5 separate regions of the Homo sapiens genome follow, and regions 1, 2, 3 and 4 are each linked to region 5. Evidence: chromatin contacts called from ENCODE Hi-C or POLR2A ChIA-PET data. All regions are on one chromosome and are shown on one strand. The core of a region is the stretch at or near the end of the contact, and the rest is flanking DNA. Distances in the headings are between cores, read along the strand shown.

What was found. A loop is a pair of places that touch in the nucleus more often than their neighbours do. ChIA-PET counts read pairs that join two places held with the same protein, here RNA polymerase II (POLR2A). Pooled maps may share reads with other maps.
Region 1: a loop to region 5 is called in a pooled map, with 10 times the contacts of the local background. The contact joins the promoter of SEH1L here to the enhancer-like site in region 5. A Hi-C loop is called at or near these places in 4 of 50 pooled maps. POLR2A ChIA-PET finds 5 or more read pairs at or near these places in 2 of 52 experiments (Caco-2 and WTC11).
Region 2: a pooled map shows a loop between it and region 5 (2.5-fold over the local background). The contact joins two enhancer-like sites. A Hi-C loop is called at or near these places in 3 of 50 pooled maps. POLR2A ChIA-PET finds 5 or more read pairs at or near these places in 2 of 52 experiments (GM12878 and T-cell).
Region 3: a pooled map shows a loop between it and region 5 (4-fold over the local background). The contact joins two enhancer-like sites. A Hi-C loop is called at or near these places in 10 of 50 pooled maps. POLR2A ChIA-PET finds 5 or more read pairs at or near these places in 6 of 52 experiments (GM12878, HEK293, T-cell and 3 more).
Region 4: a map of prostate gland shows a loop between it and region 5 (4-fold over the local background). The contact joins the promoter of CEP192 here to the enhancer-like site in region 5. A Hi-C loop is called at or near these places in 2 of 168 maps with a recorded cell type or tissue (chondrocyte and prostate gland) and 5 of 50 pooled maps.

Annotation. Positions count from the first base shown.
Region 1 is chr18:12,946,172-12,949,264 of GRCh38, forward strand. It overlaps SEH1L (SEH1 like nucleoporin), which reads left to right and starts at 1,840. Exons shown (of 9, transcript NM_001013437.2): 1 at 1,840-2,061. The coding sequence starts at 1,951. RefSeq lists silencers at 1,538-1,987, 2,028-2,377, 2,388-2,487 and an enhancer at 2,419-3,020.
Region 2 is chr18:13,584,318-13,587,732 of GRCh38, forward strand. All of the region lies in intron 4 of LDLRAD4 (low density lipoprotein receptor class A domain containing 4), which reads left to right. Among named protein-coding and RNA genes, the nearest start is that of MIR4526, 25 kb to the right of the region's middle. Within about 2 kb of position 1,619, at least 3 of the 41 ENCODE cell types and tissues checked have a DNase peak (open chromatin) inside an H3K27ac peak, as active enhancers do.
Region 3 is chr18:13,565,779-13,569,136 of GRCh38, forward strand. All of the region lies in intron 4 of LDLRAD4 (low density lipoprotein receptor class A domain containing 4), which reads left to right. Among named protein-coding and RNA genes, the nearest start is that of MIR4526, 44 kb to the right of the region's middle. RefSeq lists enhancers at 890-1,517, 1,099-1,178, 3,199-3,348. Within about 2 kb of position 1,858, at least 19 of the 41 ENCODE cell types and tissues checked have a DNase peak (open chromatin) inside an H3K27ac peak, as active enhancers do.
Region 4 is chr18:12,989,583-12,992,770 of GRCh38, forward strand. CEP192 (centrosomal protein 192) reads left to right here and starts at 1,780. Exons shown (of 45, transcript NM_032142.4): 1 at 1,780-1,855. RefSeq lists enhancers at 99-711, 1,102-1,481 and a silencer at 1,962-2,041.
Region 5 is chr18:13,264,982-13,268,295 of GRCh38, forward strand. All of the region lies in intron 1 of LDLRAD4 (low density lipoprotein receptor class A domain containing 4), which reads left to right. Among named protein-coding and RNA genes, the nearest start is that of C18orf15, 27 kb to the left of the region's middle. RefSeq lists an enhancer at 930-1,492. Within about 2 kb of position 1,635, at least 13 of the 41 ENCODE cell types and tissues checked have a DNase peak (open chromatin) inside an H3K27ac peak, as active enhancers do.

The DNA of each region.
Region 1 (3,093 bases), core at 590-3,089, 320 kb before region 5:
GCACTAAGGATTTTCAGGGCAGTCAAACTATTCCGCGTGATACTATAATGGTGGATCCATGTCATTATATATTTGCCAAAACCCACAGAATAAAACACCAAGAGTGAACCCTAATGCAAACTCTGAATTTTGGGTGATAATGATGTGTCAATGTAGGTTCACTGATCATAACAAAGGTACCACTTTGGTATGGGATGTTGACAGTGGAGGATGCTGTGCATGTGTGACAGTAGGGGTACATACGGGAACTCTATTTTCTGCTCAATTTTGCTGTGAACCTGAAAGTGTTCTAAAAACTAAAGTCTATTTTAAAAAATCCACTGTTTCACCTAATTCAACACTTCACTCCCACTCTGATAATCTCTGGCAACCAATGATCTGTTTACTGTCTGTATTTAAATTTAATTAAAACAATTTTTAAACTGTTTTGATATTTTTATAATAATCAATATATTTTGATTGGACTTTTATAGTGAGCACTTTCTTTGGAAATGAGTGTCTTTGACCTTCAAAAAAGTTATAGTTGTTATCAGTTATCATAAGAGGTGGGGCCCACCTCTTAAAGTAGCAATAAAATCTTATTTATGGTTGAAAAAGGTCAGGTCATTGCGCCACTTCTCTTTGCAGGTTTCTGTGCAATCCATCAGGGGACAGCTGGGACTAATCATTTAAAAAACTTTCCAGCCTGCTAATTTTACCATACCTCACATTTTTGTCATTCCTGGCCAAAATCCAAAGGGCAAGTCCCTTCTGCAGCCTCATTTTTTTTTTTTCTGTACTTTCGCTCCCCTGACGCAAGCTTCCACTGTCTCCCATCCTAACTTTACCACTACGCCCTCTAGAATGCCTTTTCCTGATAAGCAAAACCCCCCGAGTCGTTGGCTCCTCCACTTTCCGGTTTTGGCAGAATCCTTGATCTGAGCCAGGCCTCTTCCCAGGGGCTCTGGCCCTCTTCACTTCCTTTTCCCCGGAGGACTCTGGCTCCCGGGTAGCAAGCAGCCCACTTCCCCGGCCGCTTCCTTCCCCCGGGATGACACGTTTCTACAGGCGGACTCTTCTAATTCATACTATTTCCCTACCCCCGTGGTGGCTCCTAGCACCCCCAGGCCTGTTCTACCTGTAAAATCTTGACACATTTAAACTACTACTTCTGATCCTTTCCTCCCCGTCCAGCCTTCGCTCTTAGGCTGCCGAGCCTGGACTGCTTGTCATCCCCTCAGGCGTCTCCCCGGCCCTCCCTGCTCTTCAGCCGTCCCGACGGAGCGCGGCTCCTGACCAAACCCACGGTTCGTCTTCTCCACCTGCTCCGCGCGCCTCGCATGTGTCTGGGGGGAAACACATCCAAACGTCGACTTAAATGATTCAGGGCCGAGGACCGTGAGAGGCAGTCTTCACTTTTTCATCTTTCTTCATTTGCACAGTATACCAATAAGCTCTTACTACTTCTCAGCACAGGTAACTCGCCTTTTGCAGAGCACCCTCCGCCGCCGAACGGTCAGAGCCTGGAGGAACCCGCACCAGGATCGTAGGGCATGACGGGCCGGGGGCGGGACGAGGATTGACGAGCCGGGAACAGGGCGGGGCTTGAGGGGGCGGGAGGGTGGGGCGAGGCATGACGGCTCTGGTGGGAGGGTAGGCGGGGCTTGACGGGCCTGGGGGCGGGGCGGGGCTTGAGGGACCGGAAGGTGGGGCGAGTCATGACGGGCCGGGGCGTGGGCAGGGCTTGAGGGGCCAGGGGACTGTGTGGGGCCTGACGGGCCGGTGGGTGGGGCGGGGCTTGAAGGACCGGAGGGTGTGTGGGCGGGGCTTGATAGGCAGGGGCGGTGCGGGGGCGTGGGCAGCACAAGCCGTGCGCTCCCGGGCTGCGAGGTCTGGCTAGGCTACGGGCCACGCGCCGCCGCCGCTGCCGCCGCCACTGTCCTCTTCGGAGGCGCGGGCCCGACGGAAACCATGTTTGTGGCTCGCAGCATCGCGGCGGACCACAAGGATCTCATCCACGATGTCTCTTTCGACTTCCACGGGCGGCGGATGGCAACCTGCTCCAGCGATCAGAGCGTTAAGGTGCGCGCGGCGCTTGCGGGCGGGGCCGACCCCGGAAGGAAGGAAGGGGAGTGGGTGGGCGGCGCGGGGAACGGGGCTGTGTCTTGGTTCAGTGACGCCGCTGGAAGCTGTGGGGTGGCGGGCGAGCCCTGGCTGGACTGAGCGGAAGCCCTCCCCGCCCGCGTATTGTGGGGTCACGGCGGCCTCGCGGGCCGCCCTCCCGTGCGCCTGCGCAGCTGGTGCCACGTGCGCGCTCCCGCCCGCAGGGTACGCCGGGCCCTCTCCCAGGCCGCGCTGCCGGGGCTGCGGGCGGGAACCCAGGGGCATCCCACCGTCAGCCTCGGCGTCGTGGGTCTTGCCCGCGCTGTTCACCCGACGACCTGCAGTGGGACCTGGTGGGAGACTTTGCCTGGCTGGCGCTGCGTCGAGTTCTGTGCCCCGCCGGTGTTCTCTCACCAGGGCACATGGTTTTCTCCGTGGGTTCAGAGCAGAAGCTCACTTTGTTACGCCGAGGAAGAAAAATACAAACCATTTACATCCAATGATTTCCCTGCTTGCTGCCCAGGAATCGGAGGGTTTGTTTCTTGAAGTTCCCGTAAACGTCTGTAGACACTTCCGACAAGCAGAATTTCTTTTCTTTTTTTTTTTTTTTTTTTGAGACCGAGTCTCACTCTGTCACCCAGGCTGGAGTGCAATGGCACGATCTCGGCTCACTGCAACGTCCGCCTCCCGCTTTCAGGCGATTATCCTGCCCCAGCCTCCCAAGTAGCAGGGATTACAGGTGCACGCCACCACCCCCGGCTAATCTTTTTTTTTTTTTGTATTTTTTAGTAGAGACAGAGTTTCACCATGTGGGCCAGGCTGGTCTCGAACTCCTGACCTCGTGATCCACCCGCCTCGGCGCCTCGGCCTCCCAAAGTGCTGGGATTACAGGCGTGAGCCACCGCGCCCGGCCTACAAGCAGAATTTCTAATGTGGGGATGCTACATGAGATTTAGGAACCTCCCAGATGTGTTGCAGGATGAATGAAAGCTGGAGTGCGGATTATTTGGT
Region 2 (3,415 bases), core at 369-2,868, 320 kb after region 5:
TGAGTGGCCACCTCCTACAGGAAGCCTTCTTCCACTCTCTCTTCTTCCCACTGCTTGGCGCTTCCTCTCCTCTCCTGAGCTGAGCTGTGATGATTCTGTGATAGCCCTGCCCAGCTGGTTTGTAGCTATCTGCTATCTGTCTCCTCTTCCTTCCCAGACACTTCCAGCTTGTCTGAGAACAGGAGCTCATCCGTGTTGTTCCCCTCGGTGACTAGCACTGCACCTGGCGCCCAGGAAGACTTAGCCAATGGAGGAATCATAGGATGGCTCGGTGGAGGGATGGCTACAAAACCTGTCTTTTCTCATACTCATTTCTTGTTAACTGTGCACAAATAATTCCATATTACCACTTCTTATTGTGCTTAATCCTAGGGTAAATTTAAGTTAAGAGTGTGCTGTGGGGAAGAAAGGCAAGTTGTCTGAAGATTATTCTGCAGTGAGAACTTTGGATCTGTCTCCTGATACACTGTAGAACCAGGATAAACCATAATTGTCCAAATCCTTCAGGGCTTTCCTTCCAAATGAAGTGATTAACTTCTGCGGTAAACTTCCTCTTGTCCAGGCTCCAGGCTTCGTGCTGGGCCTGACAGCACTCAAGCTTTGCTGCCCACGTAGGCAATTAGGGTGTCCTTATCCTTCGGTTCCACTGCCTGGTGAAATATTAGATAACGAGGACAGAGCTTATCTTACACGCGTCTGAGCTGACAAATATGGCAGCCTTTCAGCAAAAGGCAAATGCAGACGAGGCCTTTTCCCTGGCTGGAATAAGAATGAGCCTCATGCGTGTCTGGCCCCATTGCCGATGGTCAAATGCACTCGACATGATTTCCATAGCACCCAGACAGCCTGAGTAGCTCATATCTACCTGTCTAGTCAATACATCAGCTTTGCTGGGGAGAGAGCAGGAGTTTGTCACTGGGGCTCATTTCTAATGCATCAGGAACAAATCTGTTACTGGCTCTCTTTATTCTGGCATGAATACTGTAAGCTGCATGAATTTATCTTCGGTGATAAATAACAGTGCCTTCTGGGTTCTGTTTTTTTAAAGGGGTCTTTGCTAAGCCATTAATATTGAGGTGAAGAGAGAGGAGAAGAAATGGATTATGCCTGACCGTGGAGATTAGCAGCCTGCTCAGGTGAAGGGTGGCCACACTTATTAATGCACTAATGAGCAAGCAGGGTCATTCTGATGATTAGTAATTTTGGCAACATAACTTCTGCCCCAGATTTGATTAAGCCTTCATACAGACTTCCTCTTCCAGGAGATTATCTTTTCAAAGCACATTTGGTTTCCCACTCCCCCTTTCAAGCCCATTAGGAAAATTAAAGCATTTAATTTTAGTGATGAATTTTACTGATACAGACAACTGCTTTTCCAGATTTTCTCCAAATGTAAGCACAATTGCTACATCAACCAAAATACCTCTTACTGAACACAAACTGGCGTTGTGTGGAGATTGCTGATTCCTGGTAATATATTACAGAATAATAAGCTCTGTGTTGGAAAGAATATATATATTTCAATATTGAACCAAGCCAGGGGAGCAAATTAAATAGGAGAACTGAAAGTTAGCTAATATCTGCAAACTTACTTCCTCTTAAATGAACTTGTCCATCAAACCTTCAGATTTCCCCTACTTTCTCCCTTAAAGAAACAGATCAAAAATATTTCGTGATGCACAAGCTAGCTAATGTCACACAGCTGAAGCACTGGAGTGAATGAAAGTTGAAGATATGGCAGACTCCTTGAGGCTAAAATTACTGCAACCTAGATGTTGAAAAAATACCTAGTAAAGAATAGAAACTGAGGGCGGGGCATGGTGGCTCACACCTGTAACCCAGCATTTTGGGAGGACAAGGCAGGCAGCTCACTTGAGGTCAGGAGTTCTAGACCAGCCTGGCCAACATGGCAAAACCCCGTCTCTACTAAAAATACAAAAATTAGCCGGGCGTGGTGGCAGGCGTCTGTAATCCCAGCTACTGGGAGGCTGAGGAGAGAGAACTGCTTGAACCCGGGAGGCGGAGGTTGCAGTGAGTTGAGGTCGTGCCACTGCACTTCAGCCTGGGTGACAGAGCAAGACTCTGTCTCAAAAAAAAAAAAAAAGAATAGAAACTGAGAAGGGCTCTGAGGGCTCTGAGTCACAGCTACCATTTTACCTTTCCCCTGCCAACCAAGTGAAGTCAGATTATGACAGTCGCTGTGCCATTGTGAGAAGAGCCTAGGAGCCCTGAAACAGACACACATCCATATATACAAGGATCTCTGACTTTAAGGCAAGTCAATCTCAAAACAATCTGGATACCTTAAAAATCAGGGGGGAATCGTTGAGAGGCCAAGGTAGGCAGATCACTTAAGGTCAGAAGTTTGAGACCCCAGCCTGGCCAACATGGCAAAATCCCGTCTCTACAAAAATACAAAAATTAGCCAGGCATGGTGGCGCACACCTGTAATCCCACATATCAGGAGGCTGAGTTGGGAGAAACCCTTGACCCTGGGAGGCAGAGGTCGCAGCCAGCCTGGGTGACAGAGTGAGACTCTGAATCTAAAAAAAAAAAAAAAAGGAAAAAAAAATAGGGGGGATCAGTATGTGTATGCACCCCTGTAACATCACACTGTATCTACTTGCAAAGAAAAAAGGGGTTGGGAGTTCCAAGTCATGGGAGTCAGAGACCCAGAGAAATCAGATTGCCTAGGAAGCTGGCAATATGAAAATATTATATGTTTATTCATTTTCTTTTTGGAGGTTTCCACTCTTGAAACACCACCGCTTCCTTGGGTCAGAGGGTTCTCAAACTCTAACATACATCAGAATCTCCTAGATGGCTCTGTAAAACCCAGACTGCTGGCCTCATGCCCAGAGCTCCCAGTAGATCTGGGTGGACCTGAAAATTTGCATTTCTAACAGGTTCCCAGGTGATGCTGATGCTGCTGTTCTAGCAACCACACTTTGAGAACCCCTGCCCTAGGCATTGCATTCCAGAACTCTCTCCATGTTAGACAGTCTCACTCTCATTTAGTTTGTAAATATTGAGCCCTTACCAGATGCCAGGTACTGTGCTAGAAGCAGGGAATCCCAGAAACACCCTGCCTTGGTCTTTACCGAGAACAGTCGACCTGTCAGATTCCCTCACAGAAAGGACCCCAGTCACCCTCAGCCTGCATGCCCGCTGAGTGGAAGACCTGCTTATTCCAACGTCCACACTTCGTTTCATAGGGTGGAATCTTCAAGACATACAGGCTTAGACAATTTCAATTACTTGCTTTTCCTTATAAGGCAGACCTCTTTCCCACCTCCAATAGACACATGATAGTAGGTTTTGCAGACTAACCTCTCTCTTGGATGGCTGGGCCTTGCATAGACTTATGGGTCCTCTGATCCCTTCTGGGCCACTGTCCCAGTGGGGCTATTTTTCT
Region 3 (3,358 bases), core at 608-3,107, 300 kb after region 5:
ATTTGTGTTTTGTAGCCTCTAGGACAGAGCTCCTCCATGCTTGCGGGGTCGCACATTTTGGACGGGGCCTTAAGGAGTTTGTGTTGATATTCAAAGGAAGAATTCCATCAGCGTTGATCAAACGTGGCTCTGAAGACTGTGACGATGATGTCCCATGTGGCATTAAACACAAGCCGAGCTGCTGCTCCAAGGCACGCCATTCGTCCATTCGTTCAGTCCAACAAGCCTGGGCCATGAATTTTCTCTGGGACCCGCATCATCTCATAGTGGGGACACAGAAATGCTCCCTCCCAGCCCCTGCTCCTGGGGCTGTGGTGTCTGGTAGAGAGGGCAGGTGTCTAACATGGTTACAGTTACATCCGCTTGGTGGGACTTGATGACAAGACTAACGGGCAGCCAATGAGACCCCCGTCAGTGCTGGGGAGATAGTAGGGGAAAGGGCACTGAGCCAGGACAGTAAGCTATCCCTTGGCTCCTGTTCCTGTCTCTGGAAGGTCAGTCTGTCCTGGAGGAGAAGCCAACACCCATCTCTGTTCAGCACAACGGGCATGAGTTTTCTTATATTTTCAATAAAGAGCATGCCTTAGACTTTTTTTTTTTTTTGAGACAGAGTCTCGCTCTGTTGCCAGGCTGGAGTGCAGTGGCGCAATCTTAGCTCATTGCAACCTCCACCTCCTGGGTTCAAGTGATTCTCCTGCCTCAGCCTCTCGAGTAGCTGGGACTACAGGCGCCTGCCACCACGCCCGGCTGATCTTTGTATTTTTAGTAGAGACGGGGTTTCACCATGTTGGCCAAGATGGTCTCGATCTCTTGACCTCATGATCCACCCGCCTTGGCCTCCCAAAGCGGTGGGATTACAGGCACGAGACGCTGCGCCCAGCCAAGAGTATGCCTTATATTAAATGACAGCAGGTGTCTCTTGGCCCAGTGGAAATAATTGATGTGGTGCTATACTATGGCTTTATGTCTTTATCCTTGACACATGGGTTCTCCCCACAGTCCCCCAAAAAGAGAGGATTTAAATATGTATAGGTTTACTTACAAACATCTGCCCAAAGGGTATTAGAGTAGCATGGAAAGTGGAAAATCATTTAGACTTGTTGAACTTCTGCTTTGTGCTGAATACTGTGCTAGAAATTCAATGGACTCAGTGTCCCTGTGAGGAGAGGGTCCTGCTGAGCTGATGGGGAAGCGAAGCCCAGCCTGGTGCAGCCTGGCCTGGAGTCACACAGCGTGTGTGAAAGAGCCTAGAACCAAGCCGCGCCTGGCCCAGGGGGGAAGCAGCCCTGCCAGTGCACGCAGACTTGTTCCCGTGTCACTGACCTCATCCTCATCGTGGGTTGCTCTGGTTTGCCTTGGTCAATATTAATCATTTCCCCCTGCCTCCCAGCTTCACTAGTTTAACTATGACGTGCATGTGCTTTTGTGGGTACCCTAAGAGTCCAGGGGCGCTGCTAAGAAAGACAAATACACACACGTAGGGAAGAAACACAAGTACCTTGCGTCTTCCTAATCTAACAGTGTCTGGATTGCTTCAGATTCCTGGAGTAGCTGGACTGAAGGCAGAGATGAGGGGCTTGTTGACCTGGGAGCTCTTTATAGCTAATGCTGCTCGGCTTCAGTTCCTGAGGCCTGCTGCCGTAGGGCCTGCCTGCAAACGCACTGTCACCACCCCCCGCCGCTGCAGCCCCCCAGGAGTTACGCTTTTGCAGAAGACCCAGCTGCCTAAGTAAAATTAAACACCCTCAAGCTGTTTGAGGCTCTTAAAAACATTTTCTCAGCACTGAACTTCTCTGAAGATCTGAGACTATTAGCACAAAACCAAGAGTTCTCTCTAAACTGCTTTTCTCTTTCCCCTGAATGCAAATGAACTTCCCCTGCTGGTTTCCATTCATCTGACAGGTCATAATTGTGACGTTGGTAAAATAGAGAAAGTTCCCTTTTGAAAATTGAGCTATGAGAACTTTTTTTGTTAAAAAAAAAAAAATAGAATATTTGCTTATTTTAAAAATAGAGTGACACAGTGATAATGGTGTCATCATTTAAACTCTACCCTATAAACTCTAGTTTGGACATGTCTTGGCTTATTGGAAATAATGAAAGTATTAACGCTGTGGATTTTTTGTTATAGTGGGTGTCACTGTTAGGAATTGTGAGTCACAGACATCTGGTCATCGTGCCTTCAACCCACAAGCAGTTATTGCCTCACATTAGAAACAAGTTTGGCCGGGCACTGTGGCTCACACCTGTAATCCCAGCACTTTGGGAGGCCGAGGAGGTGGGGGGTGGGGGGATCACCTGAGGTCAGGAGTTCGAGACCAGCCTAGCCAACATGGCGAAACCTGTCTCTACTAAAAACACAAATATTAGACAGGTGTGGTGATGTGTGCCTGCAGTCCCAGCTACTCAGGAGGCTGAGGCAGGAGAATCACTTGAACCTGGGAGGTGGAGGTTGCAGTGAGCCAAGATCATGCCACTGCACTCCAGCCTGGGTGACAGAGTGAGACTCCGTTTACAAAAAAAAAAAAAAGAAAAAAACAAGTTTGCAGAAGGCAGCATGGGGCTGGTATAGGGGCCCCACTAAGTCCTCGAGGATCCAGGTTATCTCTTTCGGCCCCACTCTCCCAGCACTTAGTGTCCAGCTCTGAGGTTGTTTCATGGTCTAGAATGGCTGCTGGAACTCCAGCCAGGACACTCACACTGCAGTCTGGACCATGGAAGAAGAACTGAAGTCCAAAATGATACATGCCTCCTTCCTTTAAAGACCCTTCCCAGAAGTCCCACACACCGCTTCTGCCACTGTCTCCTGGCCAGAACCTCACCGTAAGGCCACACCAGCTGCAGGAGGAACTGGACAAGGTTCCAGTCTTGCTAAGGAAGAAAGGGAAGGCAGAATAAAAACGAGTGCACTTCACGCCCCACATCAGGACCTGTGGCCTTCGTTATAATTTAGGGTCTCTGTATCACAGTAGACAGACCCCGTGGTTAGAGGCCTGCTGAGTGTAGGTTTCAGGTCTTCCTGTCTCTTACCTTATCAAGTTATTTAAATTTATAACATAGCCAAGCGTGCGTCTATCCAGGAAGTGTGTTCACATCTAGTCAGCATGGTCATCTTGAAGGGCTCAGGGAAAGACCCTCATACCCCACCTTCACCAATCCCTTGGTCATGAAGGATGTTGGCTCCTCTCACCTGCACCCTCTACCCAATGTGATGTTTGTAGGCACCCCATGAATAAACATTTTATGAATGAGTTGATATTAGTGGATTACACGAGCAACTACATCATTTGAAAAAAAAAATGATTATAAGAAGCTAAGAGAAGTTGTGACACTAATCCAATACTGAGATGCTTGTTTT
Region 4 (3,188 bases), core at 530-3,029, 280 kb before region 5:
GCGTCAGAGTCCAGGCTCTCCTGCTGCCGAGACTCTGAATCAGAGATCTCTGTTAATAGAGTCCTATCAGGTTACTGAGTGTTGTGGGGAGTGCTGTGGTGACTTGAGGATATTTATGGAGGAAGGACATTTATTAACAAGGATCTGGTGTGAGTGACAGTCCGGAACCTGTAGACACATTTAAGCAGTTCACCTCCAATGTGTGACCGCTTTGTAGAAAAAGAGGTTAAGAGAGGTCAGCTCTAGGGCTGAGCATTTGGCTTACTTTTTTGGGATTCAGAAAATCTTGAGATTTTCTGCATTTATCTTTGCTCACTGAGTGTGGACAAAGGTAGAATAAAGGTAATTACTCTTTGCAAATACCAAGGCTGCAGGGTTCCAAGAAGAGGTGTCGAACTGTGGAGATATCACTGAGTTTGACAATTAGGAGTCTATTCCTGATAAAGTTTTAAGGACCCAGCTAGACACCATGAAATGCGTCAAAATAAGGTGTAAAAAGTGGAAGCCTGGCTTCCTCTATGGAAAAAAAAGTGGAGACCATTAAGGGAAGGAAACAAGAATGGTCATTAGGTGATGAAACAGAATCAAGGAAGGGGTGTGTGTGGGTGTGTGGTTTGAGTGGTGTTTGTGTGTGGAGGGTGTGTGTGGTGTGTGGGTGATGTGTATGTGGGTGTGTGTTGTGTATGGATGTGTGTATACGTGTCACACACGTGTGTGTGGTGCATATGTGGGTGTGTGTGGTTTGTGGTGTGAGTGGTGTGTGTGGTGTATGGGTGTGTGGTGTGTGTGTTTGGGTAGAGAGGTGCTGCATTTTTGTAGGCAGAGAGAAGGAAACCAGTGGAGAGGATATCCAAGAATGACAGGTGAGCCATGTTTGCAGGAGGTAGAAAGTGGTCAAGTAAACAGACGTCTTTCCCCACCAAGTAACCTCAGGTCTAGGGACTTCTAAACTTTGCGTTTTCCCTCTTCTTTCCTCCAAGGTGCGCCGGACATCTTTCAGTAACTTGAACGAAGTTAAGGAGTTAGCTTTGGAAAAGAGGGACTCTTTTCCCTCTGTGACTATATGGAATAAATTTTGAGATAAGGGACCTTACTGAAAAAGACTGAGATACATTTTGAGTGAAAGGCATGGTCTCAGTGAAGTAGTTAAGGGCCTGTGCCGAGCAGATGGCGGTGATGGGTTTTGTGGCCTAAGAAGGATGGAGAAAAGTAGGAAGCAATCGAGACAAAGCCTACTCTGTCACAAAGAGGCGACTAGATGTGGCGAAATGTCATGAAACTTGGATCCCGAGGAATTAGCTGATTGAAGGTGAAACCTGACGCCTTTCAGCGCCTACCAACAGGAAAGGTCTGCATCTGCCCACGGAAGGACGAAACCTATCGGGGGGGATTTGTTGGCGGGGGATACTTCTTTGCGCATAGAGTGACTGGCGGTGCCCTGGAGACCCAAACTGAATAAAGTAAGCATTATTTTCAAATTCGCCAAGACCTTGAAGGCGGCGCCAACGGGAGCCGTCCCCCGGGTCCCACGCAGCGCAGAGCTCCATTTCCTCCTCCGGACTCGCAGGGCGCGCGGCTTCCTCGCTTCAAATCCAGGAACGCGCTGTCCCCACCAATCACCGGGCTTCTTCCCGCCCCATGTCTTCCCGCTGTCCAATCAAAAGCCAGCTCAGTCTCCTCCCCTTGCCTGGTGCCGCGAACAGACGTAAACCAGAGGCGGGCGCGGTACGGCCGTTCCGGGCTCCAGCCGGTGCGGGGGCCACGCGCACGCGCACTTGCAGTGCCCTGGGACACCTCTTCAGTCCGTGGACTTTCCCGCTGCACACTGCCCTCCGAAGTCGGGGACGCGGGCTCGGTGAGGGGGGACGCTGGTGCCTCGGCCTGCGCCTAGGCGGGAGGCAGACGCATGCACCTTTGGCCTACGTTTCGGCTGCCGGACCGACGGGACAGTGACGGTTGGGCCGGGTGGGGGCGCAGGCTGTGGGGCGGCCTCAGGGCGCGAGCAAGGGGACTGCCGCGCTTCCCGCGCCTCTGCGCCTGGCGCAGCCTCTGAGCTGAGCTCCGCCTGGTTGGGATTAATTGCACGCCTCTGTGTCATCGGGCTTTGGCCGGGCGTGATGAGACAGACTGTTAGGGGATCACGTCCTTCTTTCCTCCCCTCTTGTCTGGGGACTTCCACCTCTTGAGGGACAGGCCCTCTCCGTGCTACCCTCTGGAGTTTCTTGCAGTGTGCTTGTGAAGTGACCGGTGATGTTTCCTTTATGTGCCCTGTGATGGGCGGTTCTGTTCCTCCTTTTTGTTTAAAATTCTGACCCAGGAAGTAACCTTGTTAACTTAACTTAATGCCCTTGTCTTCCGTTTACTCACTTGATTTGGTTTCTGCTAGGTTGCGTTCATTTATTCCTAATAGTTTACCTACATTCCTTGCCTATGATTTCATTATCAACAGAACGTGAAATGAGACGAATGTTAATACACTCTACTTTTACTTTGCTGTTACTTTCAGAGTTTGTTTAGTAAAACATGAGGACCTCTTCAAGTCAGTCGTTTGGAGAACAGCTGTTTATATGACCATATTTCCATTTGCTCTTACTATTTTGAGGTCATTCGACTGGCGTTTTTACTGCTCCAAAATCAACTTTTTCTCCAAATTTCAGTTTTCTAGGCAAAAACGGCAAGCCTTGAACAATAATATACCAAATGCCTACCTAGTTTTAAAGTATATCTTAAAGTGCCAAGAGTAAATGATGAGTTTTGGGGAAGTTTGACTCGGCTTTGGGTTCCACGGCGTGTGCTTTTAAATGTGTTTAATTGTATACATAGACCTACGATTAATGACTATAGTCAGTAATCTTTTATGTACCTAGGAATGTAATTAGTGAGTCCAGATGTGAAATTTGAGGTCACTACTTTAAGGAAATAGCAAGAGAAATTGCAAATATAGCCACTCAGTTCAAATAGGATAGAAGAAAAATATTGTCTTCACTTGAGATGATGGAGGAGGGGTGGGTAATGCAATAATGTGAGAAATTAAAGGAAATTTCCTTTAGGAATGTGTTATGTCCATGAATGGTTTACAAGTGTAATCTTTTCTGGAGAAGAGACTAGGTATTAGGTTACATCTTGAGGAATCTTCCCGTGGGTTTTGTTACCTTTGCACCCTTAGCAAAGCTCTGTTGAAGCACTTA
Region 5 (3,314 bases), core at 385-2,884:
ACCTGAGTTAAAGCTGAGTTGCCCAAGCCAGAACCTGGTGCTGTTCTGACCCCCTCCTGGCTCCCTGATCCATCCACTGTGTCGCCAAGGCCTGTGATTCTACCTTCTAAGTGTTTTCCACATGGCTCCTTTCCTCCCGCTGTGGTCACTGCCTTCAATTCTCAACATTTCTTGCCTGGACTTTTGCAACAGCCTCTGAACAGACTGCCCTGCCTCCAGCCTCTGCCGTCTCTCCCCTCCTCATATCCTTCCCTGCGCCTTCCAAACTCCTGGTCTAGGACCTCGTTCTGAGAACCGCCTTACCACCTAGTGGCAGGGCTGACCTGTCACTGCGTAGCTTTGAAGGTCAACGCCAAACTTACCTGTGTGGCCTGGACGGGGTCTCTGTCTCCAGCCCCCATTTCACTCAGTTCCTCCGGGGACACTCGAAGCCCTCCCCCTTCCCACTGTGCTGCCTGGAGCATGGCTTTCTCTGTCCTGCAGCACAAATGTCAGCTGCCCAGGTGAGCCCTTTTCTGGGCTCATCGCAATTTGTCAAAACGTGTGACAGGGATGAATAGCTCCATGCACCCAGGAGCAAGGCGTGCCACATCTCTTCATTTTTCTTGAGAAATAAATCTCCTTTGATCCCTGACTCACTGAGAAAGATGGGGTGGCTGATATCAGTCATCTGGGGACTGTCCTCCCCAGGCACGTTTCCGAGGACTTGTCACTCAGTCACACCTGGCCCCACTCCCCAGGGCTTCGTTGGCCATGGGTCCTGCTTGCCTGGTGCTGAGATCTTCTTCAAGGTCTGCTGAAGTCATCTCCTGTTGGGGTGGCCCTGGGACTCCACTCTGCTGCACACAGCTCAGGCCTCCAGGGGTCTTCCTCAGCCCCCTCCTCACTACTCCTGAGGTCTTTGCCCTCCCCTGGGTGGGTCCCTCTTCTCCTCCCACCCCTGAGCACTCAGCCTCCTCCTCACCCCCACGTGGATCTGCTCGATCTAGGTTTAGAGCTCTGGTTTTAAGCATCGATATGTTTAAGCATTATCTGGGGAGCTTGTTAAAAATACGGATTCCTGGACTCCACCCCAAGAGATTCTGACTCAGAAGCTTAGATGATGCCTGGCAGTGAACGTGTGTTTTAGCAAGAATGGCGGGCTCCTTGACACGGTTGTTCTGTAGTTTGGACAGTGAGTAGCACTCGCCCAGACCTTAAAAACAAAGGCTTTTTCGGGGCTTGTTTTTAGGGCTCCCCCGACTTCTTCCTGTGGACCCAGGAACACAGAAGATCATTTTGCTACAGAGTCCGCATAAGCCCTCTGCCCTCCAGCCCTGCATTCACAGCTAGCCTGGGAGCTCCTCGAGGGCAGGGCGTGGCTTCATTCCTCCTGCACAACTCCTGGTACCTCGCACTGGGTCCGTGGCCAGATGTGGGCAGGAGCAGTCTCGGGGACAACAGACACAGCCCGCTGAGGAAGGCACCCAACCCTGGGCTTGGCTTTCCTTTCCTTTCTGGCATGGGGCTCAGGTGTCCAGAGGCGGGAGGATTCCGAGGGTCTCTGGTGGCTGCCTTCTCCAGATTTGGGCTTGGACTGGGCACAGCTGGGAATCAGTTATGTTTTGTTTTGTTTTGAATTGGCATAGTGACCGTCTTAGGCAGAAGGCAGGCTGCCGCAGGGCCTCCACGCTCAGGCGCTGCCTGGCGATGGCTTCTCCGTGGAGGAGAGGGAACTGCTCTGAAGCAAGCCCAGCACCGCAGTCCTGGCCAGACCCGTGGGCAGATCCCTGGAGTCCTGTCCCCACACTACCCTTGGAGCTGCCTTCCGAGTGTAAGTTACAGTTTCAGTCACAGCCTCAGAGGTGGCAAGTCACTGACTAGGAAGAGAGTTGAAATGAACAGAATTCTGAGTAAGAGTAATACTAAGAGTTACAATTTTATGTTCCAGTGAGGTAGAAAATCTTTTACGTCGACTGAAGGCTAGATCTCCTTTCATGTGGAATCTCTTTGTGAAAGAACAGCATTTTCTGAGTTCACGCCTAGGTCTTGGTTAGAATCAACAGGGTAATGGTGGCAAGGGAGAGGTTTGTGAAAATATTCTCAGACTGCACTTGTGAATTATGAATGCGACTGCTAACATTGCTTTAGCAGTTCAGTGACACCTATCTTTGCAAAATGTACTTTCACTTGTAAGGGCCAAATAATTCTAATAGAAACATTTTTTGGTATGTAATTATGTAGATGTAGAGTGATACACTTTTTTTTTGCTGTGCACTTAAAAATTATCAAAGTAATGTTTGGAACGTCTGGAAACTCTACTTCTGATCACTGGTCAGTTTCACGCGTGTGTGTGTCTGTGTTGTATTGTTTTTAGTGTGTGCACACAGGCCTGCAGCCTTAGCAGTTACTGGAAGAGTGGTCTATCTCATTTATTTTAAAACCAGCATCACCCGTTCCACCTGTCACATGTGGTGGTGGAATTTGAGAAGAACGGGGACAGTTTGATCAGGATAGTGAAGCTGCCCAGGGGCATAGCCTGTGAATGCTAATTCACTTTCTGTAAACAACCTCTGCAGTGTTTGGTGTTTGCATGTATGAGATCAGCCGTCAGTTTTCGCTCAGATCCAGCTCCTGCTGCTGTCTAACTGAGATGAGCAAGCCTCACTTCAGACGTCGTGTGTAACCCAGCTACTTCATTTGTTCATTCTCATCTTTTGCTTTTCTGGAAGGTTTCAGCCAGAGGCTGGGGCCCCGCATTCTGGCTGGCTGATTGGAAATCACGCACATGTAAGGATTGTCCAGCAGCTTTCCTGGGGCCCCTGGTGACAGCTTGCATGCCATGAGAACTGGCACAGACTGTGAGTCACCCACTGTCCTTCCTGAGCTTTGACTTAAGGTAACATGGGCAGACCAATGCATTGTTTCTTTTTCTTTTAAAACAATTTTTTAGAGATGAGGCTTCACTATGTTGCCCAGGCTAGACTTGAACTCCTCACTTCAAGCGATCCTCCCACCTCCCCTCTGTAGTAGCTGGGACGACAACTACTACCCCCAGTGCACCTGGCTTGACACATTCTTTTTAGTCTTTTGAAACTCTTGTACTTTCCAAGATGTGCCTGGAGAGATATTTTCCTCTTAAGTTTAAGACTATAGTTTTCTACTGATTTCCTTTGTTTTCCTGTCCCAGGGCAGAATATTTTGTTCCTGTCGATGGACTGCAGATGGTGCCCACTCCGCCTCCCCTGCCAGTCTGTCCTGGACTCTCTATCCGTTTTCCTTAGTCTCAGTTCCTCCTTTACCCTCCTCCCCCCTCGGCTTGACTCTTCTCCCTG